3 separate regions of the Homo sapiens genome follow, and regions 1 and 2 are each linked to region 3. A link is a loop called in an ENCODE intact Hi-C map of the cell type or tissue named here. Cell type or tissue: IMR-90. All regions are shown on one strand.

Evidence for each region. A loop is a pair of places that touch in the nucleus more often than their neighbours do. Peaks named below come from ENCODE experiments on the same cell type or tissue, not always from the same donor. Only the 100,000 strongest peaks of a DNase experiment are listed, where the experiment ranks them.
Region 1: it touches region 3 in a loop (3-fold over the local background); 1 of 110 quality-filtered maps calls a loop at or near these places.
Region 2: it touches region 3 in a loop (2.4-fold over the local background); 1 of 110 quality-filtered maps calls a loop at or near these places.

What each region holds. Positions count from the first base shown.
Region 1 is chr3:86,980,528-86,985,527 of GRCh38, reverse strand. All of the region lies in intron 1 of VGLL3 (vestigial like family member 3), which reads left to right. Among named protein-coding and RNA genes, the nearest start is that of VGLL3, 8.1 kb to the left of the region's middle. In IMR-90, no CTCF peak of the experiment used is centred here; a DNase peak (open chromatin) is centred at 2,437; H3K4me3 peaks cover 194 bases; H3K27ac peaks cover 2,620 bases.
Region 2 is chr3:87,079,886-87,084,885 of GRCh38, reverse strand. No RefSeq gene overlaps it. Among named protein-coding and RNA genes, the nearest start is that of LINC00506, 6.9 kb to the left of the region's middle. In IMR-90, a CTCF peak has its summit at 1,893 (motif pointing right); a DNase peak (open chromatin) is centred at 1,895.
Region 3 is chr3:86,865,347-86,870,346 of GRCh38, reverse strand. No RefSeq gene overlaps it. Among named protein-coding and RNA genes, the nearest start is that of VGLL3, 120 kb to the left of the region's middle. In IMR-90, no CTCF peak of the experiment used is centred here; a DNase peak (open chromatin) is centred at 2,176.

The sequences.
Region 1 (5,000 bases), 120 kb before region 3:
CAGTAATTTACAAGTGTGGTCTGAACTAGGGTAACTGAACCATTTTTCACTTGTCTCCTTCTTTAGTTGAAGAAGAAAAGAAGAATGACTTAAATTCAACAGGTGTCATTTCTCCTTAAAACCAAATGATTTCAGTATGCCAAAACACTTGTCATTGGAGGATGCAGTAGGGGGACTCTAAAAGTCTATCCTTTCTTGTTAATATGAAGACAGATAAACGAAGTGCCATAACTAATTCCTAGGAATTGGGCTAGATGACCCATGTCTGAAAATAAATTGTTCTTCAATGATCTGTAGGGTTTTTTTGGCTAAATATCAGAAGAGGCAGCCAATGTAAGAAAGAAAATTAAGTGTGAATTTGTCTAGAGCTCCAGCATGTTGCTTATTAAGATATAGAGTTGGATGAGAGACCTCTGAGACAATCAAATCAAAGTTTCTTGTTTTCAAAAGAGGAAGCTAAGGGCCAGAAGCTTCAGTGGCTTGCTCAGACTCATGGAAATAGTTTCGGTCAAATCTTCTTTCCCATTTCAGTTCTTTTTTATTGAATTCCCTTCCCATCTGTGCTGCTTTAGAAACAAGAAAACAGTTAGTAATTAACCTATGTTATCTTTTGAATTTTCTTACTTTTAAATTTTGGAATATTAGCCACTTAGAGATTATAATGCCATCAGCCATATAAATAAACCATGAGGCTCTCTTTATTTATTATTGCCCTTACTATACTCTTCCAATTAACTATGAGAAGTTTGAGTTTAGGAACAGGCTATGACTTTCATCTTTGTGACTCCAAGTCTTTGCATAATTTCTGACACAAGGTAGGTATTAATTGACAACTAGATAAATTAATGAATAATGGATAAATTACCTTAAAAATGAAATTATACCCTAAGTCTAGTAATAGAATTATACAAACTAACTAGAAATTTATATGTTGGAAACTGTTGTCTCCTTCAAAGTAGTTGGTTTGAGAGAGAACACATACCCTCATGATATGATCATTGCTTAAAACATTTTGGGAATGTAAATTTTGAAATCGCCTCTAAGCCTGTGGCACATTTTTTTGAACATCATCAAAACTGGCAATTTTTCTTCCTTGGAGGGGTTAGGTTTGATTTTTTGATAATGTCAAGAATCATTTAGAGGCAAATGCACTCAAAAGTAACTCATCCTGTTAAGTTATATTATTTTCGGTTGGCTCCTCCCTACTGTTAACAAAAACAGAGAAACAAACACAGAATCCTGAGGTGTGATTTTGTCTCACAGACTGACTGGTCAAATTTCCAAAATAAGATTTTCAGAAAAATTGTAGACAATTGTTTTATGTATCTGATTTGTCAAGGAGATAATATGTTCTTAGACATAGAAGTTCAATTTCACCTAGAATTATATATGTTTTTAAAAGCATGACATTGTTTAATCTCTAACTTTTTAATGTCATGAATTTTAGACTGTCCTAGTTAGCATGTGATGCCATGCTGACTGATGTTTTCTGTTTGTCTGTTTATTCAGTTAAAATAAATATCGTAGAGACACATTTTCTTTAGTCTATTTTCTGGGTACATGCTTTGTAAACAGACAGAAATAGGTTCTAATCCCATCTCTGCCACTTACCATTATAGTTAGGCCATCCTGACCCAGTAATTTGCATATTAACTTATTACTTGGGAATACTTATTCTGACAAAATATGTGTATGTGAGAGGACAGTTATGTGAAATGAAATATACAAAAGATTTGTGATATATGTTCCTTAACTTGACCCAACCTCATATAACTTGACCTATCCTTCTCCAAATAGACTAAGAACCAAAATCTGTTATCCAAGTAAATTAGGAAATATGTGGCCAGGCACGGTGGCTCATGCCTGTAATCCCAACACTTCTGGGAGGCTGAGGCAGGAGGATCACTTAAGGCCGGGAGTTGGAGACCAACCCTGGCAACATAGTGAGATCCTGTCACTACAAAAAAATTAGAATAAAAAATAAGGCCAGCATGGTGGCACACACCTGTAGTCCCAGTTGAAGTGAGATAATCATTTGAGCCTGAGAGGTGGAGGCTGCAGTGAGCCGTGGTCACGCCATTGCACTCCAGCCTGGGCAATGAGTGCAATGAGTGCAAATGAGAGCGAGAACCTGTCTCAAAAGAAAAAAAATATATATGGTCACAGAGTAATGTGCTGCTTTTATGTCCTCTATGATTTTGAAATATTTACCCTGGGATAGTGATTTCTTCTTATAGCTCCAATCATGTTTTTGAATATGAAAGAATCATTGTATTTTAAAAAGATAGCCAGTAGATTTTATTTTTAAATCTGTTTCTAAATATCCAAAGACTCCAGTGATTCATTAAAATACTTTTGTTTCCCTAGGAAAAAAAGTTTCCACATATGCACGGTAATCATTTGGCATTTTGTAGGCTTAAGCCTTGGGGAGTTAGTGGTATTTGGCTCCTGACATGGAAGTCTTTCTCTTGTCAGACAAATCCTTCCCCTGCACATTCCTGCTGAAAAATTTGTTGCTGTTGTGCCTAATGGCAAGCAGTGTGGTGGTTGGATATGGTCTGTACTGCCCAAGCGAACTCTCCACATTGATACTTTAACCTCTTTGTGAGTTAGCTTTAACTTTATAACTATTAACCCATTTATTGTTTCATCTTACTCCAGAGTCATTTTACCGAGGGAAAAATTGTCATAACTATGTAGTGGTGAAGAGACATAAATGTGCATTTAAGAAAAACAACAACTTGTAGTCTTTAAAATCCCTTTAGATGACTTTATTTTTGTTAAAATTTCTGCAGGGTCTTCGAAGAAAAACATAAATATTTCTGAGAAATCTGGATATTTTTAGGAAGTGATTGTGCATTTTGAGAAAAATACCAATTAGATTACATTGTGACCTTCAATCAGGAAATCTTGGTTCTGATGATTTGATATTTAGTCTCGATGTTTTGAATTTTATATATTATTCCCAAGAAAGAATGTAACACCAGGAAAATTTCACTGAAGGAGCAAACACCAAGTGAATACAGAATGTGGCAGAAGTGCTTATGAGCAAAATACTTAGTTAAAAAAAAAAAAAAAGCAGAGCTGGACGCAGTGGCTCATGCCTGTAATCCCAGCACTTTGGGAGGCTGAGGCGGGTAAATCACCTGAGGTCAGGAGTTTGAGAGCAGCCTGGCCAACATAGTGAAACCCCGTCTCTACGAAAAATACAAAAAATTAGCTGGGCATCGTGGCAGGCACCTGTAATCCCAGCTTCTAGGGAGGCTGAGGCAGGAGAATCACTTGAACCTGGGAGGCGGAGGTTGCAGTGAGCCAAGATCACACCATTGCACTCCAGCCTGGGCAACAAGAGCAAAAGTCCATCTCAAAAAATAAAAATTAAAAAAAGCAATAAATTGATTTACAGTCAACAGAACACAGACATTAGAAAGTAGTTGAGGCACCAGAGTCTATGGAGAATGAAATTAAGATGGGATGAAAGGCAGCATTTGAATCCATTGCTGTTTAAATGCTGTATTTCTGTTTTCCTCATGATCGCACTTAATGTTAAAAACAAGTATGCAAATTCAACCTTGGCACATTAGTGAGTTATCAGGCCATTTGGATACTTTGAGATTCTTATTTTAACCAGTACTGTTGATTGTGAGGCTATGTCTGTGTATGTGAGTGTGTGTGTGCTTGTGTGTGTTGTAAACGTAAATATTTAAATTGGTTCATTATAATCTGTGAAAATTAACCTAACTTTATCTGAAAAAAAATTGCAAGTGGCAACGGTAGACATTCTTGTGTCCTGCCTATGGGTAGATAGAAGCTTTTTTCATTTTATTTGTTTGATAGTTTTCTAGCAAATTTATTTAATTAGTAAAAGAATCGAGAGAGATAAAAAGAAAAAAGAAAGTATATAATCATTACAAAAAATTTTATTTAATTAGAGGAATCAGTATAAATATTTTAAAGAACCATATATATTTGCTATATCAAAAAGGAATATTTCAGTATACATATTTATGTAAATATAGATATATTACATATATGAAATAAAAAGAATATAAAGAATACATACAATGAGAGAATTCTTTTTCTAAAATAAACTGATGACAGATATTTTAATGCAGGGGCAGCTTTTGCTTACTATTTCCCATTGCATATTGAAAAATATAATTTTTAGGTTAGTTTATTTCTATCCAACCATTGAAAAATTGGTAGGAAAAGTAACACAATATTATGAAGCATTTAGAAAACTGTGAAATCTTAAATCAATTGAAATTCTATAGTTTAAATACAATAGTTTAATGGATTTTAAAATATCGATTTTAAAATTGATATTTTATGATTGCTACTATTGATAAGAATACTATTTGACGTTTGTATCAGGATTCATGGCCTTCAAATCCTTTACATATATATAACTTCAATTTTATTTCATCTAAGAATTAATTGCTGTCAATTAAGGATAAAATAAAACTTTGACTTTATTTGGATTGTTAATGTAGCCAGGCTCTTCTATTTAAAGAATGAATGTTACAATTAAACAAATAAAGCATTTATATGCAAAGCCCCACTCTCACAAACTGATGCTGAGCTGGACATTAACAGAAAAAAGAAATTAGTTTCACGGATAAGAATGAACACTTGTGGACAATGATGCCACCATGTAGATAGGTTTTAGGGTTTTTTTTTTTCATAGAAAAACAGAGCTGCTTTCTAATGTGCCCGAATATTCAGCAGAGAGTGTGTGCATATGGTTAAAACAATACATGTTTTAGGTAAATACACATGCACCCGAAGAAGCAGCACTGTGATTTGACTAATAAATCATAATATTCATTTAATTTTTTAATGGAATTTAAAACTAGGAATAGTTTTAGAGGTTATTTAGTTCGATTCCCTCATTTTACACATACCATATGTTTCTATGGTGTTTATACTATTGAAGTTAAATATAAACATGTTCAAATCTGTGCAGAGGTAGATTATGAGAAATAAAAGCAATCATCTAT
Region 2 (5,000 bases), 210 kb before region 3:
CTTTGCCAGGGAGAGTAGGGGACATTATTCAGCTTCCACAGTAAGTTTTACTAGGCCACATCAGTCCATTTCTTCAAAACTTCTAAGAAATCTCCATTTCCTGAAACATTTGTTTTAGGAAATTCCAAGTTCCCACCATCCATGTCGTCTTCTCCAATAACAGCAGTCAGATCACTGAGCTTCAGCAAGGGTTAACCTAGAAATTTGATCTGATTTTTACTTTTAGAACTTGTTCCATACCACTTTTGCATTTTATAGCATTGCATTTCATTTAGTGTTCACTAACTCTTCTTTCCCATCTTTCTGCTTATAAAAAAGTCTTCATACTTTCCTCATGATTAGAATTTTTATCAAAGCATTTTAATGTCTGAAGTTGTGCTTCATTTTGCTGATGTATAATGAAGAGTGTTTTAGCTGAAATGTAGTTGAAGCAGCTACTTGAAATTTTAAATGTTTTGATGCACCATTTGCCATTAAAACACTGAGTCTTTCTTGTTACATTTATTATCAGCCCAGCTTGTTCTAAACATTGAGATTTCTCTTCTTTCAGTCTTTTTTCTAGGTAACTTTTAAAAAGCCAACATAAAGAATTGGAGATTTCCAGGTCTTTGTATTTCTGTTAAAGTGTTCTCAAGTCTGGCTTTCATTAAAGTTGCTTCAATTCCTGAAAATTCCTTTTTATGAACCTCAAGCATCTCGAAGATGTGCTCTCTTTCCTTCAGAAGGGCAGAAACTTCAATGGCCAGTCAGGGATGCCACCAGGATGGACCAGGGTGATGTAGAGTTTCATGGTCATCAGTGGATCTATGGCTGAGCCCCATCATGTTGCCAGACTGGAGAACTCTATGAACATTCTGTCTGGAGCCATACCAGTGTCTGGCAACTAGGGTAGACCTTAGTGGAGGTAAGAGAGAAGGAACAAGCACTGTAGAAGAAAACCTTCCAACCTTCCTCAAGCAATGACAAACATAGATGGGATAATATCACATTACCCTGGGAGATATGGACTGGGCCTCTAGAGGCACGTGATGATAGCTGGGGGCTCTGAACACCCTAGCCCTGCCATTGGTGCCTCAAAGGCTCAGGGAATCTGTCTTGTCTCATGTGTAAATCATTTAGAATCACTGGTTGAGATCTCCACCAGCTGTAGAGCACTAGTTGAGAGCATTTACAGGCTGCTAAACCTGGCCAATATTTCATTTTCTCTTAAACTTTTCATTCTGTGATCCTTCTAAGATTGTCAGATTTAGCAAATGAAAATACATGTGCTCAGTTAAATGTGAATCTCAAAAAAAATTAATATAAAGACATCTCATGTAATAGCTGTGATATACTTATAATAAAAAAATTGCCATTTTGTTTGCTATTCAAATTTACCTGGGGATCCTGTATTTATCCAGCCACTCTCCTTCCTGGAGGCATTGTTCTCTCCATAATGATAACAGAAAACTCACTGCTGTCAGTGAGTTTGACTAGCTTTGAATATGTATCAAGGAGAGGGTTGTAAAGGGCCCCCAAAAAGGGTTTCAACCAATGGTGTGCTGGAACCAGATTGCACCCACTGGCTAAAGCTGATGATAACCAGTTTTTTTGCAACCCTGTGTTCAGGAATGTCTCATTGACATGGCTTGAAATGCCGTGGTTGGCATTTACACCAAAGACATTTTGCACCCAATAAATAAGCGAATACTAGAGACGAAGGTTTCTTCTGCCTTCTGCCTCTCCACCCCCAACCCCCAAAAAGCAGGTTAAACATTGACTTACGTATGACTGATTATGACCGATTCTCTTGAACTATAAACTCTGTCAGTCTTAGAATGTGGAAAGCAATCTTGGAAGCCAGTTTTCTCCCCTTTAGAGTAAGGGTGAGTGAGAAATACCATTGCCACCAGAGGTCACTCTTAACCTCTTGAATCCAAAAGCACTCAAGCTACACGGAATCACCTCTTGACACAGAATCAGGAAGGACATTTTCTATACCATAAAGTAAGTGACTTAAAATTAATTCTACATTTTAACCTGTCTAACTCTATGGAGTTTCCATAGAACATAAACATAGAATATAAAATAGTTAAAGCACTAGTAACATAGGTATTATTTATTATCACTTTTCTATTAGTTGCCAAGCACAGAAATTTATTTTATTTAGTGAAGATCTCCTTATTTCAGTGCTATCAAAAGAAATATAGAATGTGAAGAGATGGAGGAAATGGTACTTTATTAAGTTTTATCTTTACATACACATTCTTGGACACAGAGTAAGTTCAAAGAACTAAGAAAATTTTAGTAGAAGTAAAACACCTTGAAGACCACATGATCAGTGAGAGGTAATTATTCATATAATTTGGCTTAAAACACAGCTCTGCTTAAAACATAGCTATGTTCAACTATATTTTGTTAAAGATGTAATAAAACTACAAATATTTGATGGACACTGTCTATACAGTATATGAAATGAATAGAATATTACCATTCTTTAAGGTAAGGGTCTAATGGAATAATTTATATGTATATATAAAATATTAGATATATATATTTCCAAATAGTAAATTATATAGTAGAATTTTCGACAAGTTGCTATGAGAACTTAGAAAAACACAGTCTTTTAAAATGCCTCTTTTCTCTTAAATTTATTGGCTGATTTATGGCCTAGATGTTACCTTGGTGGTGAACAAGAGGCTTACATTCTGTTAAAGAAATAAATAAATTACAGAATTACTTCAAATGGTCCTAAGCGTTATAAAAAACATAATAGAAGATGATGAAATATGGGAAAACTGGGGTGCAATTGGCATGGTCAGGTAAGATTCTCCTGGGGGAAACTGAACTGAGTACTGAATAAGGAGCTGGCCTTATGAGATTTAAAGAGAGAATATTCCAGGCAGAAGAGTGGAAATTTAAAAGGCCCATGTGATGAGGATTCTGAAACTCTACAGACATATAAATTAACAGAGTCAGTACAATAGTTAAAATATAGGATTTGTTGGTAGGCTTGCCTGAAGGAACATCTTTTCACATGTAATGGATGGACCTATTGAATGATCCATCCTCTTTGCAATCTGGACTGCACAGATTATTTTGTTGCTAGGTACAGCCAATCTCCTGCAGGCGCTGAGAGGGGAGTTCAAATGCCCCTCAAAGGAAAGGTAGAGACACCGTTGTGAGAGAACAGCTTGCTCCAAAGCACACCAACCGTGAGATCTCAGCATGGAAGACTTATTTCTTTTTAAACAACATGTGGAGGGCTGGGTGTGGTGGCTTACACTCGTAATCCCAGCACTTTGGGAGGCTGAGGCTGGAGGTCTGCTTGGAGCCAGGAGTTCAAGACCAGCCTGGGCAATATGATAAGAACCTGTGTCTACACAAATTTTAAAAAATTAACCTGGCATGGTGGTGCGCACTTGTTGTCCCAGTTACTCGCGAGGCTGAGGCAGGAGAATCACTTGAACTCAGAAGTTGGAGGCTACAGTGAGCTATAATTACACTACTGCACACCAGCCTGGGTGACAGAGTAAGACCCTGTCTCAAAACAAAGAAAAAAAGGAAACCATACAAAGCCTCAAAACCATCAAAATTTGCCTACCAACTCTGGGAACAAGTCTAACTTTGCACCAAAACAGAATGACATTATAGTTAGAAAAGGATTTTGCCGAATGTTTGAAGTGATGAAAGATTTTTAAATTTTTCAATCCTTGAGACTGTAATTATATAAGTCTATAAAACTGATTAGACATTTTAAGACACTGTAGAGAAGGAACTTAAAAAGTAGCAATCACAAGTAAGTGGCTTTTAAGTTTGGTTTTTTTTTTTTTTTTTTTTTTTTTTTTGTGATGGAGTCTTGCTCTGTCGTCCAGGCTGGAGTGCAATGATGCGATCTTGGCTCACTGCAGCCTCCGCCTCCCCGGTTCAAGCGATTCTCCTGCCTCAGCCTCCTGAGTGACTGGGATTACAGGCATGTGCCAACATGCCTGGCTAATTTTTGTATTTTTAGTAGAGATGAGTTTTCACCATGTTGGCCAGGATGGCCTCGAACTCCTGACCTCGTGATCTGCCTGCCTCGGCCTCCCAAAGTGCTGGGATTACAGGCATGAACCACCGAGCCCGGCCTAGATTATTTTTAAGAGATATATAAAAGTGAATTGTTTACTTGATTACAGCTGACGAGGCATTTTTTTAAAAAAGAGGAAACAATATAATTTTTTTTTGTTGTTTAGACTAGATTTCATGAATATGCTTCTGGAAACAAACATTTTCTTTGTACTTCCATGTGATGTGTGGTGCAAGTCATTGTTTCCATCTTTCCTGGTCCAAGAGAGCTAGAATGTGAGTAAAAGAGACTTCACACATGAAAAGCACATACCTAGAAGCCAGAGAGCAGGATCCATTGTAGGATCTGGCTATCTCTTCCTCTGTCATGTGTGGGCTTAACTTGATTGAATAACCCATTTGTTTCATTCATTCATTTATTCATTCAGTTTTGGCATCAGACTAACATGAGCTCATATTCATCATATGATGCAGTACAAGCTATTTAACTCCAAAATTCAGCAATATCAACAATAAAATGAAGATACTCCATAAATTATTTAATGGTTATTGAGGTTAAATAAGATTGTGCAATTGCTAACACATGCCATGGGCCAGTGGCCTTAGTAAATAATAGACTGCTATTACTGTTGTTTTTATTGTTCGTTTACTAATTCAGAAAACTATTTATTAGCTACATTCTTTATTATGAGGACTGTGTTAGATTCTGGGGATAGGGGCAATACATGATTGAGTTTATTTGTCTAATATATGCATATATGTGCCTAATATTTGTCTAACGTATTATATATACCTACATATATATGATTACTAATCAGATGCTATGTAGAAATGTATACAAACAATAGCTATAATATTGATATCTATCTTGAGCAAGCTGAGGCTCAGAGAGGGTAATGACTTCCTCAAGATGGCACAGCTCATATCAGAGCCAGGCTTTGATGGTGGCTCAC
Region 3 (5,000 bases):
AATTGAAAAAATACCCTAGTTTATATGGGTTGCATCTCTAGGTATAGGGACCTATAGCATCAAAGTGAGTTTTCTTAGCTGAATTGAGAAAAAGTAGAAAGCTACTTCTCAAACTTTGTAAATAAGACAAATTTGTATTAAATTTTTAAAAATTCTTAAAATATTAGATGTGATTTAGAGGCAAAATCCCAGCATTTATAAATGAAGTATATAGTGTCTCCTCACATTACTTATAAAACTTTTATATAAATGTTCAGAACTAAACAAAACAAGTAAACTAGTGTACTAGATATTTTTTAAGAAAATAACATGGTTATAATTTCCTAAAAAAAAAGAGAGTGAGGAATGTACCTCTCACTCTTACTAGAAGGTATATATACTCTAAGGCAGCAATATCATGAACAGCTGTTAGCCACCATGCTTAAATTGGCTGTGAATATCTGAAATAGTTGTCCATAGTAATAGGAAATTCACGGTTATTTTGTACCTTTAGAAAAGCTTTAGTTCCAGCCTATCAAAGCTCATTCTTTCCTGGAGGAAGCCCAGAATTACACGGTTTCCACATCTGTGAAGCAAGTTGTGCTTCTCAATCATCTAACAGCACTAAGGCCAGAGTTAGGGACCATCACAATGAGATCACTGTTTTCAAGCGTTTTGTCCAGCCATGTGTGTTTTCAGCAGGGCAGGGGCAGGAGAGCCGGGCAAAATAAAAATGCACTGCCAGTCAACAGGATTAGAGTCCATTTTCAGCCTACAGAAACCTGTTAGTGGAACCATAAAAAAGAAACTTTGTTTTTAACTTCCTTAATGAGCTTGACTTATTTGATTAAAAAAAAACGGGGGGGTGGGTATCTGCATTTTCCTGTAATAAAGACCTCTTTGCTATTTTTTAATAGTTATAGCTTCCTATAAACTTTATGGAGGTGAATTCAATTCAATGAAGTAGCAAAAATACTGTTTTTATTATAAAATACTAATATCAGTCAAGTTTCACCCAAAGGATCTTGTATTTCAGAAAATTTTATGATGCTACTTATAGCTTTTTTTCTCATCTGAATGTTTTTAATCTCAAAATGTTAAAACAAAATAAATCATGAGATTTTGCAGTATTCCCAAGAATATCTGACTGAATATAAGATATGAAAGTTACTATATAAGAAAAAACATTAAGAGCAATTTTTAAGTATCTAAATACAAAATGATTATAATTATTTTGAATTTGGGTTTTTTTTGTTAAAATTTCTCAAATGCATTTTCATCCATTTATGATTTTTTAAAACGCTAATAAAAGGACATTACAAAATCTACCTTATGGTATAAATAAACACTGATTATTCTCCTAAACTGCCTTCTCAGAGTCAATAGTCTTTTACTTCAATAGTCACTGAAATTTTCTCTAGAAGACCAAATTCTTCTTAAGTTAATTGGACTTCATCAAGTGGAATGGCCAGGAGGAAACTAAAGGCATATTTGTTATTTTCCATGTACCTATCACCAGCTCCACATGCTTCTGGATCAGGATATGTTGGGAATTGGATGGACATGATTAACTCACATTTTATAAGACTAATTGAATTTGGGTTGAAAAAAAATGACCTTTGAAAACCAACTGCAGGGTTGACCAAAAAGGTTTTCTATCTCTCAAAAATTATTTTTCAAACATGTTTTATGAGATATGCTCAGTATCTACTCATTTGTCTTTAATATGAGTTTCTGAAAGTACTGGATAAATCAAATTCAGAAATTTTCCAGCAAAAAAAAATGTAAAGAAATTTACAGTGAAGTAAAGCAAAAAGATAACAATGACTTAAATTTATGTTTTAAGGTGAGCGTGCACAATTCTTAGTTAATAAATCACTGACAAATTGCCATTCATCTAATGAGTAGTTCATCTTATTTAGGATTATGTCTACATGATAGCCCCATCTAGAAAAGGAGAAGAAAAGAATGATTTAATGATGGTGATTTGGTGATTGTTAAAAAACAAAACAAAACAAAAAAAATGAAAAAACAAAACTGAAAACAATTTCATTGAAAGAAAACTCTGTCCGTGTTACGACAGCCAATTCCACTGTGTTTATTATTTTTCTAAGAACTTTAGGGGAAATGAGTTAACTAATGGCAAAAAAAAATATTAACTTGCAAAAGCATGTAAAAGCAGTGGTTTAGCCTTGGCAAGCTTCTCTGTGCAACAGCTGTATTTAACTGTAGCTAGGAATCTTGACTGTCTTGATCTCCAGTCTATATATAGTTCTATCTCTTCTTTGAGCTCATTTTATATTTTCTTTTATTATTTCATTGATTAGTGCATGGTTATTCCTTAGTAGTTGTATATGGCTCAATTTTGGACTTTCACTCTTACATCTATGCTGGACAACATGTTTTCTAAAGATAAGAATGCCTTTTTTTTTTTTTTTCTTCTATAACTCTGCATCTTATGGTAGCTCAGATTTGGGCACAAAGTGTGAGGGGCTCACAATTCTTGTCTGATTGACCAAGTTCTTTGTTTTGTCCAAGTGGGTCTGATTCTTTCTTTCCCAAGAGTTTATTTCTGCTTTTTTTCCTTCTGTGAAGTATCTCCATATATGGATTTGGATCTCCATGTTTCTAGCCGTAGGTTTAGAAACTCAGCTCTGCTCCCAAGGACACTGTTGGTTGGCTGTTTGGCCCTTGAGGAAGGCAAATGTCAGCAATTGCCTTATGTCTTAGGAAGATAATTTTAGTTATCTGCCCAATTTCCTGACTCTTGCATTTCTCTTCATCTTATTAAAACTTACTTGCTAAAATAAACAATGGAAGTAAACACTAAGAAAAATTCAATAACCTATAAATTAGCTTTAGAAAAAACTGTATGTTCTTCATAGTTTACTTGCAGTCAGAAAAAAAAAAGTATTTTGTATTTTGATCTAAAAAGGTCGCTACTAAATTTCTTGCCTTGGAAAGTGCTCATTTGCTATAATACGGATGAGAAATCTCCAAAATATTGGACAGAATTATTTAATGCTTGCAGCTTGAGTATCAAAATCATTTATGTGTTAAGTATTCTGTTCTAAGCACATACTACATAAGATCAGACACATATAAACAAAACCTGTGTTAAACCTGCCATTTAAACCTTTAAAAAAAGTTTTAGGATATCCATTGAAATAGCTGGGCAAATTGTCATGGTGCCCACCCATACCACACCATTTAAAGGGGCAAGAAGACAAGCTGTTTCAAAAATCTAAAGACCCCATTCTGCAAAATGAATAATGACATGATCTGTCATATAGTTCAACATGTTGTATATATCAGCCACTTAGTACAACCTGCCACAGAGACCTGTTAGACAAAAGAACATGCCACATAGTCCTTCCACATAGTGCATTCTGCCACATAAGAAACCTGCTCTTTAGATCTCAAAGAAAGTAATTGTTAGATGCCTATGAATATTATAATCTTGTTCAGTGGAAAAGATCTTTCTTTTCCTGCAATGTCACCGTTGGAGTAACTATTCAATTCATTTCAAAAACTATTACATATTTGTTTCACACATACTAGGCACTGCTCTAGATACTGCAGATATAAAGCAAATAAGACATCATTTCTGTCTTCCAAACATGGATTTGTAGGCAAGACACACATAGAAGCTATAGTTTATTTTCAGGGCAATGGAGGCTCTCAGGCTCCATTATTATAGAGGCTCTCAGGCTATAGATACATTCAGTGTTAATAGACTTGTTTTCAGTAATAAAAGTAAATCCAGAGTTGGCTAAAACTCTGGCTGTGTCTGAATCTTCCAGTGTTCCAGAATTGATCCCCTGAGGTTTCTGATTTACCCTCACAATGTTCACGAAAAAAATGTATAAAACCTATATATATATATATATATATATATATATATATATATATGAATTCATTAATTTCTAGTAAGAAATACAATTATATGAAGGTTAGACATTCATATTTGTTTTCCAAGCATATTCCCTCTCTGTAAGAAACCTGTATGAGAAGCCACCTAATTAGAATATTGCTATGTTAGCAGAGTAGCAGAGCAAGGAAAGATGGCTGTGTGGCCCTCATTTGCATGACTCCATTTTGTCAATTTTCACACAGCCTAATGGACCATATGCTGATGTAGTGCCAGCCGAGTTAGTCTTTGATAGAACCTCTATTGCTTGCCAAGTGCCATCTCAAGCAGGTTGAAATATGTCCTCTGTGCACTGACTCAATATTCATTTTTGTCCAAGAAATCATTGGGACTCAATTTAATGAAGAGTCACAAATCATGTGCCAGCTACTTTTCTTGCATTCCCCCAGCTTACACTTTCCTCCTCTTTGAGGATGCCACTTCCTCTGCATCTTTTCCTTTTGAGCTTATTTCCCTGATGGTCAGGAGGCAGAATTGTGTCATTTTTTTCCTTTCCATTGCAGCTCCATGATGATTATTACATAATCATTGTATTTATGATGAGTTTAATAAAACTTCCTACATCATTAAGATTTACACCATTATCTTCAATTACCTTTTACCTCTTCTTATCTATTTTCTCTTCTCCTGATACTTCGGTCAGTCCTTCCCCTCTGTCCCCTACTCTCTGAAGAATTTGGCAGAGATTTAATGGCATTCCTCTTCACTCAAATTCCTTTCTCGCTATTCCCACTAGAAACTTTCATCCCCATAATCAGAAATTCCAGCCCTATGACTCTTTCATTATAGATGCATTACTCTTTCCTATTTTCACTTTTTTTGTCATACAATGTAAAATCTCTTGTTCATTGTTTCAATAAATATATTTGTAAATTATACCAAGGAAGATATTTTGTCTGTTTTGTGCAATGGTCATCATCTTATCGAAACTCCTTCCTACCAGCTTTCACACTCACATACACTATTAGCAGAAGACATTGCTTCTTACTTTCCTGAGAAAATGCAAGTAATTGGATAGGAACTCTCAATTTTCTGACACTAAACCTACAAAAGTATATATAAATATACCCATCCTTTTCTTTTTTTTCTG